Linked DNA regions of Homo sapiens: regions 1 and 3 are each linked to region 2. A link is an interaction called in ENCODE POLR2A ChIA-PET data of the cell type or tissue named here. Cell type or tissue: Caco-2. All regions are shown on one strand. Region 1 overlaps GET1-SH3BGR (GET1-SH3BGR readthrough). Region 2 has its middle 15 kb from the start of BRWD1-AS1. Region 3 overlaps GET1-SH3BGR (GET1-SH3BGR readthrough).

The links. Peaks named below come from ENCODE experiments on the same cell type or tissue, not always from the same donor. Only the 100,000 strongest peaks of a DNase experiment are listed, where the experiment ranks them.
Region 1: POLR2A ChIA-PET joins it to region 2 with 9 read pairs; 29 of 35 experiments call an interaction of 5 or more read pairs at or near these places.
Region 3: POLR2A ChIA-PET joins it to region 2 with 5 read pairs; 5 of 35 experiments call an interaction of 5 or more read pairs at or near these places.

What each region holds. Positions count from the first base shown.
Region 1 is chr21:39,384,403-39,386,902 of GRCh38, reverse strand. The region is part of intron 1 of GET1-SH3BGR (GET1-SH3BGR readthrough); the gene reads right to left. All of the region lies in intron 1 of GET1 (guided entry of tail-anchored proteins factor 1), which reads right to left. Among named protein-coding and RNA genes, the nearest start is that of GET1-SH3BGR, 5.3 kb to the right of the region's middle. RefSeq lists an enhancer at 763-812. In Caco-2, no CTCF peak of the experiment used is centred here; DNase peaks (open chromatin) are centred at 482 and 1,062; H3K4me3 peaks cover 1,580 bases.
Region 2 is chr21:39,329,831-39,332,330 of GRCh38, reverse strand. No RefSeq gene overlaps it. Among named protein-coding and RNA genes, the nearest start is that of BRWD1-AS1, 15 kb to the right of the region's middle. RefSeq lists an enhancer at 1-147. In Caco-2, no CTCF peak of the experiment used is centred here; no DNase peak of the experiment used is centred here.
Region 3 is chr21:39,429,620-39,432,119 of GRCh38, reverse strand. The region is part of intron 8 of GET1-SH3BGR (GET1-SH3BGR readthrough); the gene reads right to left. The region is part of intron 3 of LCA5L (lebercilin LCA5 like); the gene reads left to right. Among named protein-coding and RNA genes, the nearest start is that of LCA5L, 15 kb to the left of the region's middle. RefSeq lists an enhancer at 1,343-1,637. In Caco-2, no CTCF peak of the experiment used is centred here; a DNase peak (open chromatin) is centred at 1,469.

The sequences.
Region 1 (2,500 bases), 55 kb before region 2:
ACCACACTACAGCCTTGGCAACAGAGTGAGACCCTGTCTCTAAAAAAAAAAAAGTTTTAAAGTATAAATTTGCAAATATGTATCAATGTTAATCCAAGACCCACGTATAAGTGTTAAAATGTTCTAGAATCATGCAGTGTAAGATTTAATATGAATCTAAATGTAATAATGCAAATATTAATTTTTAGAACAAAAGTGAATCTCTGAATTAATTGATGGCATGACAACGTGCACACCCCGTGCTAGTCCCTGCCAGCAGTAGAGCAGGCAAACCCAGGAACCACCAACTCAGGTCACCCTGAGTCCCTGAACACAGAGGACAGGGTCTTCCAACTCAGGAAGCTCCAGACCCTGAACAGCCCCAGATGCCACTCTCGGCCAGGAACCCTACCGGCAAGGGCGGAGAAGCGGGCAGCTCTCCAGGCCACCAGCCCCAGTCCTTGGCTGCTGCCCCCACGAGAGCCCCACTGGAGGCCCTGCCCGCACATGCGCACTTCACAAGCGCGCTTCTGAGTCACAGGATTCTGGGGTAGGTCCTGTGAAGCAGAGAGTCGTCCTCCTAAACTAATACTTGGGGACCATTCCCAAGCCTGGTCCATGGCAGGGACTCACTAAGCAACGGCTCTGAGGAAAAGGGTGTGGGGGCGGAGGGGGTGCTCTCTAAGAAGATGACCACAGAGGCAAACCCTGCAATATCCTCCTCTCGCTTCAGTCCCCTAGAGGAAAAAGGAGGTGGCCACTCTTTACAGCAGAAAGTGAAGGATAATTTAGAAAAAGTTGAATCTCAAAGGGCACTCGGCCCGTAAGCCCAGAAGGCAACACACGCAGAGTCCTTCATCTGCAAAGCTCGGATTGAGAGGAAGGGCCTCCTGGCGCCTGCGCAGTGCATGTGGCTCGTGTGGCCACTCAGCCCACACCAGCTCTGGGGCGCCTGCGCAGTGCGTGCAGCTCGCAGGGACCCTGAGCCAGCGCCAGTCCTAGGGCGCCTGCACAGTGTATGCGGTTTGCATAGACTCTGAGCCCGCGCCAGTCCTGGAGCGCCTGCGCAGTGTGTGCGGTATGCGTGGACTCTGAGCCCGTGCCAGTCCTGGGGCACCTGTGCAGTGCGTGCGGCTTGCATGGACTTTGACCCCGCGCGAGTCCTGGAGCACCTGCGCAGTGCATGCAGTTTGCACGGACCTTGAGCCCGGGCCAGTCCTGCGACGCCTGCGTAGTAGTGCCGTTCGCATGGACCCTCAGCCCCCGCCAGTCCTGGGGCACCTACGCAGTACACCTCCCCTGCACCCGCAGAGCTGCAGAGCCGGTGCTCACCAAAGGCGTCTTTGTTCCCCTCTATAGCTGAAGAAAGTCCTGGACCACCTACTGAATGAACTAGGCGCTCTCAACCATGCGTCCCCGTGACCAGCTTGAAGAGAAGGGAGCGATCCCAGGAAAATTCCAACCACGCCAACACCACGGACTTGGTGTCCTTACCAGGCATCCCACCCCCACCGCAGCGGACAGCTGAGATCGCCTCCCAGGACCTTGCTAGGCTTAACTGGCCCAAGGACTTCTGATACTTCAGACCTCCTAAGGCCTCACGCGGGGGGAGGGGGGAGACCAGTGCGGGGACCAGTGCGGCCTAGACTGAGTGCTGAGATCGGGGTGCTGCCTCCCTAACTTCTGCTAAGACGAAAGCTTCAGAAACATCCCAACGGAGGTTATAATCTAAGTACCTGAGCGCGGCCCCATCCCTGAGGGCACTGTTTTCCCAATTCGACTTTCTGCTGCTTGTCATGAGTCTTTCCCACTTGAATCCTCAAATCAGAGAGGCTGTGATGAAGTAGCCTCTGACGATGGTGAAGGAGCAGCATTTGACCCTACTGAAGACCAGCGCGTTCCTTACAGCTTTTCACAGACTCTCACCACAAACCCAGTGACCAGGCCAAACATCTCTCTTACCGATTACAGGGTGGGTGTACTCTGCTGGGATAATAATTATGTTATCCTTCTGAACCTGGCTAACAACAAGTGTTAACAATCATAGGGAAATGGGTTTAGGAAAGCTAACTGGGTTGAGGTTAGAGAGGCCATAAGGTTGTATGAGGCAGCACAGGATGTGGCCACAGGTCCTGAGTCACAGAGCAAGACCCGGCCTCTAAAAACAAATTTTTCTATTTTGGAGGGTGGAGGATAGGGGGTGGGAGGGAGACAATCAGGAAAAATAACTAATGAATACTAGACTTAATAACTGGGTGACGAAATAATCTGTACAACAAACACCCATGACACAAGTTTACCTATATAACAAACCCGCACATGTATCCCTGAACTTAAAAGTTAAAAAAAAAAAAAAAAATTGTCGGCCAGGTGTGGTGGCTCACAGCTGTAATCTCCGCACTTTGGGAGGCTGAGGCAGGTGGATCACCTTAGGTCAGGAGTTCGAGACCAGCCAGGCCAACATGGTGAAACCCTCTTTCTACTAAAAAAAATACAAAAATTAGCTAGGTGTGGTGGTGCA
Region 2 (2,500 bases):
GAGAAAGTTCCTGCTCTGGAGCTTCTAAGTAAGCACACAGTTAGATAAGCTCGCCCTGTAGGGAGTGTCTGGTGAAGGGAAGGTCAAGGTTATAACTGCATTCCTAAAGACATAAGTAGGAAGTGGGGAACAGGGGAAAAGGAGGAAAGAGAAAAGAAAATAACATTTTAAAAATAACTCATGTTCTTTATCAGAAAAATGGGGGTACTCTGTTACATCACTAATCTGCTGATAATTTGCAAGGTTTCTAAAAAACATTTTTCAGTCAACTCTTGACAATCCATGCCTTTGCAGGCAAGGGGAACAGTATGTCACAAAAAAAGTTTGTAATTAAACCGCAATGTGGCCTCTGCATTTGAATATGGACATCTCACTGTCGGCTGAGTAGCAACTCCTTTTGGATTAAAGGTTCTAGGAAAAGATCTTCAAGTTGCCAAAAAAATGTTGTAAAGGATGAATTGGGAGGCATTCAAGGAGATGGAGGCCACTAGACAAGAATCTGTTGCAATCCCTTGCTGTCATATGCTCACTCTCTCTCCTTTACTCTTTCCTAAATCCCTCCAAGAAATTCCCTTTTTTTTAACCGACAAAAAGCTCTGGGCCGGGTGCGGTGGCTCACACTTGTAATACCAGCACTTTGGGAGGCCGAGGCGGGCAGATCACGAGGTCAGGAGTTCGAGACCAGCCTGGCCAACACAGTGAAACCCCGTCTGTACTAAAAATACAAAAATTAGCTGGATGTGGTGGTGGGCACCTGTAATCCCAGCTACTCGGGAGGCTGAGGCAGGAGAATGGCGTGAACCCGGGAGGCAAAGGTTGCAGTGAGCCAAGATAGTGCCACTGCACACCAGCCTGGGCGACAGAGCTAGACTCTGTCTCCTCTCCAAAAAAAAAAAAAAAAAAAGCTCTGAACTGGCTTCACATGGCTGAGGATGACATGACTTGAGGCTTTTGATCTCCAAAGATTCTTTCTTTTTTTTTTTTTTTGAGATAGAGTCTTGCTCTTGTCACCCAGGTTGGAGTACAATGATGCAATCTCAGCTCACTGCAACCTCACTCTCCCAGGTTCCAGTGATTCTCCTGCCTCAGCTTCTGGAGTAGCTGGAATTACAGGCATCCGCCACCACACCTGGCTAATTTTTTGTGCATTTTTAGTAGAGATGGGGTTTCACTATGTTGGCCAGGCTGGTCTCAAACTCCTGAAATTAAGTGATTCATCCACTTTGGCCTCCCAAAGTGCTGGGATTACAGGTGTGAGCCACTGTGCCTGGCCAAAAGATCCTTTTTTAAATAGAGACACCAGCTAGATTTTACAATTTGTTTTTACTATAGTGGCTTTGTTCCATATATTTCTATCCATCTGCCCATTCCTCATCAATTCACCTATTATTATTATTATTTTTTGAGGAGTCTCGCTCTGTTGCCCAGGCTGGAGTGCAGTGGTGCAATCTCGGCTTACTGCAACCTCTGCCTCCCAGGTTCAAGTGATTCTCCTGCCTCAGCCTCCCGAGTAGCTGGGATTACAGGCACCCACCACCACGTCCAGCTAATGTTCGTATTTTTAGTAGAGACAGGGTTTCACCATCTTGGCCAGGCTGGTCTTGAACTCTTGACCTCATGATCCACCTGCCTTGGCCTCTCAAAGTGCTGGGATTACAAGCGTGAGCCACCGCACCCGGCCCACCTTATTTTTCATTTATTTATCTATTTAATTTTGACATGGAGTCTCACTCTGTCACCCAGGCTGGAGTGCAATGGTGAGATCTTGGCTCACTGCAACCTCCACCTCCCAGGTTCTAGCAATCCTCCTGCCTCAGCCTCCCAAGTAGCTGGGATTACAGGCATCCGCCACCATGCCCAGCTAATTTTTGTATTTTTAGTAGAGACGGGGTTTTCACCATATTGGTCAGGCTGGTCTCAAACTCCTGACCTCAGGTGATCTACCCACCTCAGCATCCCAAAGTGCTGGGATTACAAGGGTGAGCCACTGTGCCTGGCCTATTTTTCATTTATTTTAAAGTAAATCGCAGGCATCAGTACACTTCCCCCTAATAATTCAGCATACACATTATTATTTAAAGCTCGATATTTGTTTATGGTTCTATTTTTTTTCCTTCAGATGTAAAATTTGCATTTGATAAAATGTAAAATCTCAAGCTTCCTGTTTGATAAGATGCACCTGTGGCCGGGCGTGGTAGCTCATGCCTGTAATCCTAGCACTTTGGGAGGCCAAGTCGAGCAGATTACTTGAGGTCAGCAGTTCCAGACCAGCCTGGCCAACATGGCGAAACCCCATCTCTATTAAAAATACAAAAATTAGCCAGGTGTGGTGGGGCATGCCTGTAACCAGCTACTCGGGAGGCTGAGGCAGGAGAATCACTTGAACCCAGGAGGCGGAGGTTGCAGTGAGCTGTGATTGTGTCACTACACTCCAGCCTGGGCAGGAGTGAGACTCTGTCTCAAAAAAAAAAAAAAAAGATGCACCTGTGTACCCAACACC
Region 3 (2,500 bases), 100 kb before region 2:
ATATAGCATCTAAATATACTCTATAAAGCATTCATGACAACTTTTAAATTTAGTAAGCTCCCAAAAATTCAGTGTCTTAGGATATGGATTGAAATTATGATTTTTGATTTTCAGATATTTTTGCCTATTTAAGACAAATCGGTGAACACAGCAATTAATCTGAAGTTGCTTGTAGCTTTTTTTACATGAGACAGATTAGGTTATAGTAGTGATCAATAGTAGAATTGATCACTGCCTTATACTATGTGTTTTAGAAATTTGACAAAAGCAAGTTGACAGTACATCCACTAGAAAATTTATGGCAGGCCAGGCGCGCTGGCTTACACCTGTAATCCCAGCACTTTGGGAGCCCGAGGCGGGCAGATCACAAGGTCAAGAGATCGAGACCATCCTGGCCAACATGGTGAAACCCCATCTCTACTAAAAATACAAAAATTAGCTGGGCTTGGTGGCACGTACCTGTAGTCCCAGCTACTTGGGAGGCTGAGGCAGGAGAATCGCTTGAACCCGGGAGGCAGAGGTTGCAGTGAGCCGAGATCATGCCACTGCACTCCAGCCTGGCGACAGAGCAAGACTCCATCTCAAAAATAAAATAAATAAAATTGGTAGCAGTCATTTTCTACTCATCCATTCCACCAACAAAAAAAAAATTGTCTTTATGGTAAGACCACCCTTTGCCCATCCTGAGGAAACTAGATCCCTAACGTTAGGCTAGGCAAATTATTGAGCAGGAAAGATTGTGGATAATTTTGCTAGTAAGGGATCTTCTCACTGAAACATTGACAGATTTTTGATTTTTCAAGCATTTTTAAGAAGCTACAATTACTTCTAGCTATAAGGATCCTGCAAAATACAGACATCCACTGGAGCCAGTAGGTAATGGGACAACTCAGCATCCACAGAGGCTTATGACTTGCACATCCACGTGGAGAGGGCGGTAACACCTTCCAATCCACCACCTTTCTCACAGCTAAGTCTAGAAAGCCTCATTAGGGGACATTTTAATCTGGTAGAATTGTTTTAAGAGTGAAGTTATTTATAGTCTTGTTTATTCTTATGTGGCTCTACAGGATTTCCATTGGAATTTTTTTTCTTTTTTGGCTGTTACATCAATTTTTATTAAACTAAGAGACTAAGATGGCTAGGCTTCTACTTTATCAAACATGGGACAATTGAAGTTCACTTTAGTCTTCTGTGAGAGGCTTGCATTTTTTAAAGAAAAAAGGACAAAGTCAGGAGAGGGACAATTGCAAACGTCGTTTTTCAGGAATTCTCATTGGTCTACAGAAATAACAGTGACTGGCGATTAGATTGTTGTTTGAACCACAGGGTATGAGCTGTGGTGTCCAGCATATGGCATTGTTAGGTTAATTTATAGCTATTGGTGGTGTCAGTCAGAGCCCACGGAGCAAGCAGCTTAGAAATGATTACTTAGCTCAGCTGGGGGGATGGGGGGACGTGACTGCTGTCTCATTCCAGTGCCTCTTTGGGCCTGGTCATTTAAAGGGGGTTGCATTCCTCAGATAAGCTTCTTTTCTTTCTCAACCCTATGGGATTGGTGGTGTCACTCACATTTTACAGATGGACAAGAGCACTTAAGTGACAGGCAGACCCAAGTTCAAACCCAAGCCGGTCTGCCTTCAAATTGTCCATCACCTTCTACTCCATCCCACTCCCTCCCACTACTGTAGCTGGACAATTTGTGAATGTAACATGAAAAACACTCTTGAATTAAGCCTTTATCCAAAATTGCCTGCATAAGAAGACTTGTTGAAGGAGTGTTCTAAAGTGAGGAAGAAGGAGGGGCTTTAGCAGAAGTCAGCCGAACTCTAGCTTGAGTCAGAAACAACTGGCCAAAAAAACAAATTCTTCTTGCGGATTAGCAACCATTGTTTGAGCCATTTGGATTTACCAAGATAGGTGAGGAGGAAATTAGGGACTGAGGTCATGAGCAAGAGGGCAGGGAGGAACAGCTCCTGGGGACAAGGACAGGCAAGGCTATGAGGGCTACACGGGAGCATTTGTAGTCTTTCAGGGTCCCTTACACCAACATCTGGGATTCTTCTTTTTGTTTTTGTTTGTTTGTTTGTTTGTTTGTTTGTTTTTGAGACAGAGTTGGCCCTGTCACCCAGGCTGGAATGCAGTGCCGCGATCACAGCTCACTGCAACCTCTGCCTCCTGGACTCAAGCAATCCCACTTCAGCCTCCCAAGTCGCTGGGACTACAAGTGTGCACCACCACACCCCACTAATTTTTGTATTTGTTTTGTAGAGACGGTTTCGCCATGTTGCCCAGGCTGGTCCTAAACTTCTGAGCTCAAGCTATCCACCCACCTCAGCCTCCCAAAGTGCTGGTATTTCAGATGTGAGCCACAATGCCCAGCCTGGATTCTTCTTAATCTAGATGCAAAGGTTCACAAATAAGGATCTGCTTCTGCCCACCGCTACACAGCAGAATGTGTCTGGAAAGAGAAATTCTTTGCCTTAGGATTGTGTAATGC